Regions from separate parts of the Homo sapiens genome. Here region 2 is linked to region 1. Evidence: chromatin loops called from intact Hi-C (ENCODE). Cell type or tissue: HepG2. All regions are shown on one strand. Each heading gives the region's core, and the rest is flanking DNA. Links, peaks and the distances in the headings are about the cores only.

Region 1 (6,017 bases), core at 742-5,741:
AATGTCCAAATTGCAACACACTGTACTCTACATGACCATGCCCAAGCCAAGACTTTAGAAATCTATAAAGTATTTCAATTTATCCTTAAAGAGTGATCAAAATGTAAGAATTTCACTTCTGTCAATTTAGAGCTTACCACTTTGCACATCATGTACAGCAAGGTTTATGTTCCAGAAAAGTGTAGGGAAACAAATAGTCCTAAGTCTGTTTTTGAAATGGTGACTCCTAAAGTTCTACCTGTGTTGAAATCAATCTCAGTAAAGTAGGCTGTGTCCAGATTTCTCTTCCTTAATGGATATCAGATCTAGACAATTTCTGAGATTTTTAAAATGTTTCACAGGTTGCACCTATACGTGTTCCAAATATAAATATGGAATCTTCATATTGTGGTTTCTGCTGCATTGATTTGATGTAGAATTTTATGGGGTTTTTTTTTTTTTCAGGTTGTCCCAGCTTCAAAACAAGTGTTGAGAGAAAGTATCTTCAAAAGTGCAATGGACAAGCTGCATCATGTTGAGATATCTACACAATTTTAAAGATCATTAATCAGACTGCAAGCACAATGCCTTCGTCCATTTGTGCTGCTATAACAGACTTGGCAATTTATAAAAAGAAGAAATTCATTTTCTCACAGTTCTGGAGGCTACAAAGTCCAAGATCAAGGTACTGGCACCTGTGTGGGCCTTCTCGTTGCATCCTCACATAGTAGAAGGCAGGAGGGCAAGAGAGAACAAACACTGTACCCTCACAATGAGAAGGAGAGAAGGGGATGAATCCAGTGATTCACACCCTTTTCATAACAACATTAATCTATTTATGAGGGCAGAGGCCTTATAAACTAAACACTTCCCATTAGGCCCCAGCTCTCAACACTGTTGCACTGGGGATTAAGCCTCAATCATATGAATTCTGGGGGACACATTGAGACCACCGCACTTAAGAACTAGGCTTTGCATAACTATGCCATGCAAAGCATTAAATTGGGTGTGTCTACATGTATTAGAATATATTATGTATATTAGAATATATTATAAAAGTGTATTCTATATATTAGAATATATTATAAAAGTGTATTCTATATATTAGAATATATTATAAAAGTGTATTCTATATATTAGAATATATTATAAAAGTGTATTCTATATATTAGAATATATTATAAAAGTGTATTCTATATATTAGAATATATTATAAAAGTGTATTCTATATATTAGAATATATTATAAAAGTGTATTCTATATATTAGAATATATTATAAAAGTGTATTCTATATATTAGAATATATTATAAAAGTATATTCTATATATTAGAATATATTATAAAGGTATATTATATTCAATAGATTAGAATATAATGCTAATTATACATAAGACTTAGTAGAAAGAGATTATATTTAGTTTGGGGAAGATTAAATTTGTGCATCCATCAGTTTAGAAATTTTGGCTAATTTGTGGTATCTGCTCTTGTTTGGTGGTTCCCAGACTTGTCTGCATGTTGGAATCACATCCTGCACTGCAGCCCGGATTCAGATTTAATTGGTCTAGAATATGGCATGGGCTTTGGAATCTGTAGAAGATTTTCAGGTAATTTTATCCATCGTACTTTATCCTTAAAAAGCTAAAAGTTGAACCACTTTCCTGAAAAGATACCACTTCACTTATTTTTTCTTTCCTTCAAGGAGATAAATCACATGATTAAATTGACCAGTTTGGACTTCTTATTGGTATTTGATACCCTTAGGGGGAGACTCACAGAAGGAGAATATTCTCTTTCCAAGTCTTTGCAGTTGAAATGCCAACCAGCTGCCTTTTTAGATTAAATGTCATTCACTATTAGGACATTAAAAACATTTATTCAGGAGAATTTCATTTTAAGAAATATATAGCCAGCAATATAAAAAAAAAACCATAGTCTCTGCATTTATGCTGCTTATAGTTTAGTGGAGAACATAGGCATTAAGTTTAATTAAACCTTAATAACATAATCTAGAACCACTTGATTTACCTATGCATCTCAGATGAAAAGTCCAAAAGAAATCAGAAAAGGAACTCAATTGAATAATCGAATACTCTACATTAGAGCTCCATATACTTGTAAAGTTCAATGCTTGTAAAAGTAAACAAGTTTCATTTGCTCATAGCTTTCCTCTGCCTGAGTTTATCTACGTAGTTCTTTTCACTAATCTGTAATGTGAATACAAATTGCTTAGAATTGTCAGCAATATAATAAATTTAGTTAATTAATATATAAAATTAAAATTATTACTCAATGGTGAAAAAATGAATAATAATCTGGAGGGGAAAACAAGTGAAAAAAAGCTTATGTCAAAGTTATCCTTGGGTCTCATATCCAAAATGTATAAGGAACTTACTGTTGAATAAGTAAAAAACAGACAACTACATTAAAAATGGGCAAAAGACTTGAATAGAAACTTCTAAAATGAAGACATACCAGCAGCCAACAAACATATAAAAAAAAGATTATCACCACTAATCGTCAGAGAAATGCACATCAAAACTACAATGCGATACCATCTTATGCCAGTCAGAATGGCTAGAATTAAAAAGTCGAGGCTGGGTGCTGTGGCTCACACCTGTAATCCCAGCACTTTGGGAGGTCAAGGCAGGCAGATCACCTGAGGTCGGGAGTTCAAGACCAGCCTGACCAACAAGGAGAAACCCTGTCTTTACTAAAGATAAAAAATTAGCCAGGCATGGTGGTGCATGCCTGTAATCCCAGCTACTTGGGAGGTTGAGGCAGGAGAATCATTGAACCTGGGAGGTGGAGGTTGCGGTGAGTTGAGATTGCACCACTGCACTCTAGCCTGGGCAAAAATAGCAAAACTCTGTCAAAAAAAAAAAAAAGTCGAAAAAACAATAGATGCTGGCTAGGTTGCAAAGCAAAGGGAGCCCTTATACTCTGTTGGTGGTAATGTAAATTAGTTTAGCTACTGTGGAAAACAATTTGGCAATTTCTCAAAGAAATTAAAACAGAGCTACCATACAACTTGCAACAGAATTACCAACTAGCAATGGAATTGCTGGGTATATATTCAAAAGAAAATACATCATTTTGGTGTCTACCAAAAAGACACCTGCACTTGTATGTTCATTGCAGCACTAGTCACAATAGCAAAGACACAGAATCAACTTAGGTGCCCATCGATGGTGGATTGGATAAAGAAAATGTGCTACATATACACCATGGAATACTATAAAACCATGAAAAAGAATGAAATCATGTCCTTTAAGCAACATGGATGCAGCTAGAGGCCATTATCCTATAAGAATTAGTGCAGGAACAGAAAAACAAATACTGCATGTTCTCACTTATAAGTAGGACCTGAACGATGGGTATTCATAGACCTAAAGAAGGCAAAAATAGATACTGGGGACCACTAGATGGGAAAAGGTGGGGATCAAGGGTTGAAAAACTAACTCTTGGGTACTGTGCTCAGGACCTGAGTATCAGACACAATATATCCAGGTAACAAACCTGCACACATACCCCTTGTATCTAAAATAAAATTAGAAATTATTTTTTAAAAAAGAAAAACAAAAACAAGAACAAAAGTTATCCTTGGATTTTCCTCTGGAAAAAAAGTTTATTACTCCAGAGAGCAAGAATGGAGACAATGGGGAAAGACAATAATGAGAAGAATTCGTATGTTCAATTGGAGACCAAAGATTGTTAATAAATATTCCTTGGAATCAGATGAGTAAGAACAGGCATGAACAAATAGCACATCAGTGTTCTGTTACAACTAGCATAAAATCCAAAGTTCAACATAGGTCTATGCACTAGATTATTTTGACTTAATGATCTCTTACCAATTAGTCCAATATGAAGGACATCATTTATCAAATTCAACACATATTTGGTTCCCTTATGTAACTGAGATTTTACAAAACTTGTGATGGCTTAGAGTTTTTTATTACAAGAAAAACACCAACAATAGTTTTTAAACCATATAGAGGAATAAAAGGAATGTTTTTGAAAGTCAAGGAGGCAAAATAAGCAGATTGCCTTGGAAACTGTAGGTGGAAATTTCCCCCAGAATATCATATATGTTCCTATTCTGCAGACCAATACATTGACCAATACATCTTATATATAAGATCAATCAATATATTGATTCTGCAGAATAGGAACAAGGAAAATCAATGTCCTGGCAGTTGATATAAGAGTTCTTAATTGTTGTTATTTCTAGGGTAATGAAGTCTGGCTCCAGAGATCCAGAATGAATAAATAAATCCTCTTTTCTACCCTGTCTCTGTGATCATATGCCATCTTAAATGCAGCAGATACAAATTGAGAAATATATTAAGTAATCAAATAATTTGCAGGGTTTTTTTAATAAAACATTTTTTTGAAAGTGGCTGCCTATAAATAACTTTTGTGGATTGCAGACTGTCTTAGTCTGTTTTGTGCTGCTATAACAGAATACCACAGACTGGGTAATTTATAATGAACAGAAATGTATTGGCTCATGATTCTAGATACTGGGAAGTCCAAGATGGAAGGGGCAGCATTTGATTAGGGCACTCTTGCTGTGGAAGAAGGGCAAAGAAAGGGCAAGAGAGAGCAAGAGAAAGGAGCTGAACTCATCCTTTTATCAGAAACCCCTCCATCAATAACAGCATTAATCCATTCATGAGGCAGAACCTTCATGGCCTAATTACCTCTTATTAGGCCCCACCTCCCAACATTGCTGCCTTAGGGTCAAGTTTCAAACACATGCTTTTTGGAGGACACATTCAAACTGTAGCACATACTTATAAGGTATTTATGACATCGAGAAATGTTTTAGATCTACAATAAAGAATTTGTAAAGCAGTAGTTCCCAAAGAGTAAAATGTGAATAAATGAGGATAACTTGGTAAGACCCATGTAGTTATTTATCGATCATTTATTCTATCATGTTTTATTTCTTTTTAATGCTTTCTTTTTCTGAAACAATACGGATTGTAGATAATATATATATATAAACATTGTATTGTGGATAATATATATAAACATATATATTTAAAATATTATATATATACATATATATATTTAAATGCCATTACTTTTCCAAAAAAAATTAAGAGCCTTTTTTTGCGGGGGGAGGGTTATAATAATATCCAGGCTCCAGTGGCCACTGCCACAGTGTTTGTCTCCCCCTTTGGAGGTAGAGTAGAACATATTTAAATAATCCAAGGTATTGGTCATTAAATTGCAGAGCTAAGGTCCAGAGTATTTCTCATACTCTGCCAAGTATTAACATATTTTATTCGCAAAAACTCTAGGAAAGTTGCAAGATTTTCACCTTCAAATTCACAACTCCCTCATCCCAATAACAATAACAATGAATGTAGTAAATGATTATTTGCATGTACATCACTCTTCGCCTTGGTACAGGGCCTTCAGGAACTCCTAAGCTCATTCTGGTTACCCACAGGAGGCGAGGAGGCTATCGTGCAAGCAAAAGGACCCATACTGAATGTGTCAAAGCGTGTAGAGGAGGGAGTTTGTTCACATATTTCTAATCTTCTAATCCTTACTCTAGAAAGCAGCCTGCAAGGTGCTCTGAGGATCAAGCTACCCATGATACAAATAATGGCCACAGAATACATCAGGTTCCAAAGAAATGCAGTCCCTCATGTGGCTTTCAAGGACCTCTGGGTTCTGACCTCAGCCTTTCTAACAAGTCTTCCCAATCATCCTATCTTAGAAGGCCTTTGTCACCCTCCACTAACACCCCATGTCTCTGCACCCATTTTCTTTCTTCATATTTAAAATCATGGATTTATTTGTTTACTTTATTTCTATCTAACCCGACTAGACTGTAAGCTCCAAGAAGACTCCATTTGTATCTGCTTCATTTACTAAAAAATACTGGCAACTAGCACTCATGAAAGAGCTGTTGAATGAATAAATAGATGAACACAATCTAGGAACCTTATTGCTTTAACGTGTAAAAAAGTGCACTCTGAATTTCTAGATGACAGTTGATAAACAGATATATAGAGGAGAA
Region 2 (6,017 bases), core at 291-5,290, 1.4 Mb after region 1:
TCAGTTAGTGAATTTGAGTCCTTTGCTTTCTTGAATTCCAGGTGGGTTGAATCATTCATAGATTCACGGAGGCAGATTAATTTACTAACAGACTGTGTTAACATACGCAATCTTGTACTTTGCATTATTATATGGAGATATGTGGCTACAAAAGTATTTTTTAAAGAAACATGTAATCTCATACCTGAATAATAATTGGCTTAAATTATTCTTCGTTATGTTAAGTTCAGTGATTTATAGCACTCACTTGTTCTGGTAGGCGTGGTCAGAAGGAGATAGTCGAAGAGCACCAGAATCTAAAGTAGTAGTTAGGAACTGAGTTAGGAAGACAGGCATGAACATTTTCAAGTTTCAGTATTTTTTAGAGGACTGGAGTCCTGCAAGTCAGAAAGTCATTTAAATTATGGAGTGATCAGACTATGGAATTCAAGATTTTCAATAATAGTTGTAGATTCTGGGTATTGATCAAGGTAAGAGTACCAGGTGTCACAACAAAGGACTGACTTTGCTTTTTTCTTTTAGAAATAGGGTCTCGCTCTGTCATTAAGGCTGGAGTGGTGTGATGAAAGCTCACTATAACCTTGAATTCCTGAGCTCAAGTGATCCTCCTACTTCAGCCTCTGAGTAGCTAGTACTATAGGCACATGACACCATGATCAGCTGATATTTTAATTTTTTTTTCATAGAAATGGGGGTCTTGCCATGTTGCCCAGTCTGGTCTTGAATTCTGGTCTCAAGCAGTTCTCCACCTTGGCCTCCCAAAGTGCTAAGATTATAGGGATGAGACGCCACACCCAGCCAGGACTGGCTTTCAAATGTGAGTCAGTGACATTTCAGAAGCTTCGTTTGTATATTTTCTGCTCAGGAGCAGGGGATATTTGCCTTGGAAGTGGATACAGTGGTTTGATTTGGTCCTGACTGGAGCAGCAACTGAGTTTTACCTCTGATTAAAAGTGTACATTCATGGATTTCAAGTGGTAAACAAATGAGTAAGGTAGTAAAGGGATGAGAAGAGGAAGAAAAGGAGTCAGCATTTATTGTATGCTAAATGCTGTTAGAACTGAGGGCGCCAGGCATGGTGGCTCATACCCGTTATTCCAGGAACTCCGGAAGCTAAGGCAGGAGGATCACTTGAGTCTAGGTGTTTGATGCCAGTCTGGGCAACATAGTGAGACTGTACACACACAGACACACACACACACACACACACACACCATAGTGAGACTCTGTCCACACACACACTTACCTGGCATGGTGGTGTGTGCCTGTAGTCGCAGCTACTGGGGAGGCTAAGTTGGGAGGATCACTTGAACCCAGTAGTTAGAGGCTGCAGTGAGCTATGATTGTGCCACTGCGCTCCAGCCTGCGTGACAGAGTGAGACCCTGTGTCTGAAAATAAATAAATAAAACCAACAACAAAACCGAGGGGAGTTTATAGTCATACCATTTCAGTAATAGTCCACGGGTATCTACTGACGTTATTTTACTCTAAAGACCAACATAAACTTATCCTGCCAACATTAGATAGAGTACACACCATCTATCTACACATGCATGTAGATGCATGTCTGCCAAGATCAACTCATAAACTGTTCCATAAGCTAGCTATGAACTTGTCTGCCATACTGCTTCTAAGACTTTATCTTTGCTCATCCTAATGGAGTCCTAATGGGACTCTCCTTGGATTGTACCCTTAAACTAGGTATAAGTTATGATTTTTAAAAAAAATTTTTTTAAAAATTTTATTTATTTGGGTGCTCGTTGCCCAGGCTGGAGTGCAGTGGCGGGATGCTAACTCACTGCATCCTCCAACTCCTGGGTTCAAGGGATCCCTCCATTTCAGTCTCCCGAGTAGCCAGGACTGACTACAGGTACACTCCACCATGCCTTTGTAATTTTTTAAATTTTATGTAGAGATGTTGCCCAGGCTGCTGTCAAACTTCTGACCTCAAGTGATCCTCCTGTGCCAGTCTCTCAAAGTGCTGGGATTACAGGCATAAGCCACTGTGCCGGCTTAAATCCTGATTTTTATACTTCCCTTTTAATGAGACTATACTTTTTTCTGTGCCGTCCTAATCCCCAGAACTCTTTGAATTTCTCCATGTTTCTCCTTTCGCTTGCTTTGTCTGCTTTGGCCTGACACACAAGGCCAGGCTTGGCTTTGTCTGACAGGATTTGCGTGTTCTTTCTCTGCTTCAGTAGCCTCTGACAACATCTCTGAGATTGTGATGTTTGTCTTGATGAGTCATTCTCCACCAGGCCATCTGAGTCCTGGCCCTTCCTGCTCTGATCATTTTCAATGCCACTCCTAAAATGGGACAAAGGTGGAAAAGGTTATCCTTGGGATTGTGTCAGTACCAGGCAATTATTCTATAAAGAGCTGACAGGAAGTAGTAAAGAATGAGGTGGTATTTGCTTTTTAGTCTGTTCAAATCTCTACAGAAACACATTTGTGCTTAAATGAAAAATTTATGTAACTTTTTCCTTTTTAGTTCTGATGGCTTCGTATTCTGCAGGTAAAAATTCAAAAACAATTCACAGGACTACTTTATGTATTTTGTTGTTTAATAAAAAGAGTTCTTTTTTTTTGAGACGGAGTTTCACTCTTGACGCCCAGGCTGGAGTGCAATGGCGCGATCTTGGCTCACTGCAACCTCTGCCTCCCAGGTTCAAGTGATTCTCCTGTCTCAGCCTCCTGAGGAGCTGGGATTACAGCTCCTCACCTGTCACCTGTCACCACTACAGCCTGTCACCACGCTTGGCTAATTTTTTGTATTTTTAGTAGAGACAGGGTTTCTCCATGTTGGTCGGGCTGGTCTTGAACTCCTGACCTCAAGTGATCCTCCCACCTCTGCCTCCCAAAGTGCTGGGATTACAGGCTTGAGCCAAAATAGTTCTTAAAAAGATAGAGCATCTTATGTTTGACAGGCTATTGGAGAACGTTTCTGGAAACATAGTTTGTATAGACCATGGAATTTATACAGACTAATGTTAGATTTCCTATTTTTCAGAGGCATGGGCATAAGAATGACAGAACCAGTATATCTCAGCCCTTCATTTGACAGTGTACTGCCCCGTTACTTATTTTTACAAGTAAGTATGTATAAAAGTAAAATATTTAGTGACATTGAAACATACATCAGTGAATTATTTGAAATCTAGGATATTTTAAAATTTAAGATTTTTTCTGTGGTCTACTTACATACACTGATCTACCTTTGGTTAAGCAGTAAGAAAAAACTTTACAAGCATTCTCCTTTCTTTTCTTTTTCTCATTTGATTTTTAAACTACTTTTTCTATCTTTCTTTGCCCAAAGGTGATTTAATAACTGATTAAAATGACTGCTTTCCATCTCAAAATACTAATCCCTGAATATTGCATGCATTTGATATACATGTGTGGTGTTCCATTAGTAAATCATTTGACTTGTTATAGTCTGCTGGTTTGGTAGTATTATTATAATTCACAATATAAGATGAAGTTACTGAAGAACAGATCTGTTAGGACTCTTGGCCTATGTCACACTCCTGGTAACTGGTGGTATCTGAACTCAAACCTAAGTCCAAATGTTGTGTGCTGCCCCACCTTCTCTGTCCAGTAATAATAATAATTATTATTATTATTTTGAGACAGGCTCTCACTCTGTTGTCTAGGCTGGAGTGCAGTGGTACAATCGTAGCTCACTGTAACCTCAAACTCCTGGGCTCAAGCGATCTTCCTGCCTTAGCCTCGCAAATAGTTGGGACCACAGGTGTGCACTACTATGCCCCACTCATTTTTTTGATGTTTTTGTAGAGATGGGGTCTCACTTTGTGGCCCAGGCTGGTCTCAAACTCGTGGCCTCAAGTGATCCTCCTGCCTTGGCCTCCCAAAGTGTTGGAATTATAGGTGTGAGCCACCGTACCTGGCCTTTGCCCAGTATTTAGCCCACAGACATTTTATGAATTCAGGGATTATTTCTGGTGTGAACAAACAGAACAACGGACGTTTATTATTATCTATTTGCACATTGGTGATGTTCTAACACATTAGGATATATAACCTAACATACAATTGTTTATGAATCATTTTGGGAATTTTCGTTTGCTAATTTTAGTTTCAGTGGAGTTTTTTTGTGCTTGTTTATTATGTAATTCATTTTCAAACACTTGTGTTCATTTGGCAACGTAGCCCTGAGTCATTGCTAGTGATACCTGCACTCCTTCCAGTTAATAATGTTTAATGCAATGTTAGTTTTCTCTTTGGTTTGACAGTACCTGCTCATCTCATAATTTACAGTGGTTTTTTTTTTTTTTTTTGAGACAGGATCTTACTCTGTCACGCAGGCTCGAGTGCAGTGGCATCATCTTGGCTCACTGCAGCCTTGACCTCCCAGGCTCAGGTGATCCTCCTCCCACCTCAGCCTCCTGGGTAGCTGGGACTACAGCATGCGCCACCGCACCCTGCTAATTTTTTGTATTTTTAGTAGAGATGGGGTTTTGCCGTATTGTCCAGGCTGGTCTTGAATTCCTGAGTTCAAGTGATCCTCCCGTTTTGGCCTTCCAAAGTTCTGGGATTACAGGCATAAGCCACCATGCCTGGTCATTATTTAGTTTTGACTTTATAAAAAGAGAAATCTAGTATAGTGCAGATTTTCTTTTTACACTTTTTTGCTATCTATAGCTGCACTCCTTCACCTTAAAATCAGTTTAATGATGACTTTATGAAATATTGTGAGTCATTTTGTGATTCATACTGTCCAGACTACCATAGAGCCATATTCTTTGTCACTGAATAGCAAGGGACATAAGAATTTCCTGCCAGAATGAAGCTTTTGCATCTGAGGGCAGAGTTTAACTTTTTGTCATTTCTCTAGTGAAAGCTGTTTTATTTCATGTAATCTATTTTGATGGCCAGTTTCTGATGGCCATTGAAACTTATAAGGGATGCTAATGGTAATCACAGCTAACACTGACTGCTTATTGTAGTCCATGTACTGAGCTGAGTGTTTTACATATATTATTTCATTTACTTCTTACAAACCTTCAATTTCATAGATAAGGAAATAGAGGCTTAGAAAAGTAAAGTGCATAGCCTGTAGTAGGTATTAGTAGTTTTTCAGTGATTAAAGGAGTAGTTTGTTGTGTGCTGCATAGGTAAAAATTTGCAGAGTCAAAATTTGCATTCAGGTCTTTCTGATTTCAAGCCTGTATTCTTGGCCCCATGCCAATGCTCCAGATGTAACCCTTGGAAGATCTGCATCTGAGTCACCAGCAGGGCCTTTTGAAAATGCAGTTCTTGGGTCCTAATTTAGATGTACTGAGTTCCAAGTTCAGGGGGTAAGGGCTTTAAGCAATTCATATATTACATTAAATTTCTCAGTTTCTTTGACGGTTTCCCAAAAACTCTGTGGTCAGTGTTTAGTTAGTTGATCTTTTTGTGTTATAACTTCCTTTTCAAGCTGGTTCAGAACTACCAGATTCTTAACTGGGTCTTACCTGATCCATAAAATCTAAATAGCTTAATTCAATGCAGACCAGAACCAGGTGATATTCATTTCTCTAAGGAAAATTTTGAAAGAATGTGCAGAAGAGTAAGTTTAAGAAGAATGTGGAATTTTAAAAATTGATAATTATCCTTGAATTTTTACATACATAATGATTCTCACAAATAGAACAAGTTTCACATTTACATATAATAGTAATATAAAACGCATTTGAAATGTTTCAAGAAGTTGCCTTTGTTTTCAGGCAAACATACTTGAATGCTTAAGTGACTATAAAGTGGATTAAATGACAGTCCCTGAAAGTACATCATGTGAGAGGCATCATCTAAATGAAAATGCTTTTCAATAGTGTTAAATCATTGCAATAGATGCTGATACTTTAATAATATATTGAAAATTATTTTTGCTTTTGTCAGTATCCATGCTTCTCTAACAGCTAAGAAGCTCTTGGTAGCCATAATTTGCAGTTTTCATTTTGGTTTCAGGGATTGATTAACTTAGATCTAATATGGAAGATGCCCAAGCCTTTCA

The links. A loop is a pair of places that touch in the nucleus more often than their neighbours do. Peaks named below come from ENCODE experiments on the same cell type or tissue, not always from the same donor. Only the 100,000 strongest peaks of a DNase experiment are listed, where the experiment ranks them.
Region 2: it touches region 1 in a loop (16-fold over the local background); 1 of 110 quality-filtered maps calls a loop at or near these places.

Annotation. Positions count from the first base shown.
Region 1 is chr10:20,022,117-20,028,133 of GRCh38, reverse strand. All of the region lies in intron 2 of PLXDC2 (plexin domain containing 2), which reads right to left. Among named protein-coding and RNA genes, the nearest start is that of PLXDC2, 210 kb to the right of the region's middle. In HepG2, for the core only: no CTCF peak of the experiment used is centred there; no DNase peak of the experiment used is centred there.
Region 2 is chr10:18,606,921-18,612,937 of GRCh38, reverse strand. It overlaps NSUN6 (NOP2/Sun RNA methyltransferase 6), which reads left to right. Exons shown (of 11, transcript NM_182543.5): 6 at 3,012-3,093. Among named protein-coding and RNA genes, the nearest start is that of NSUN6, 42 kb to the left of the region's middle. In HepG2, for the core only: no CTCF peak of the experiment used is centred there; DNase peaks (open chromatin) are centred at 2,247 and 5,217.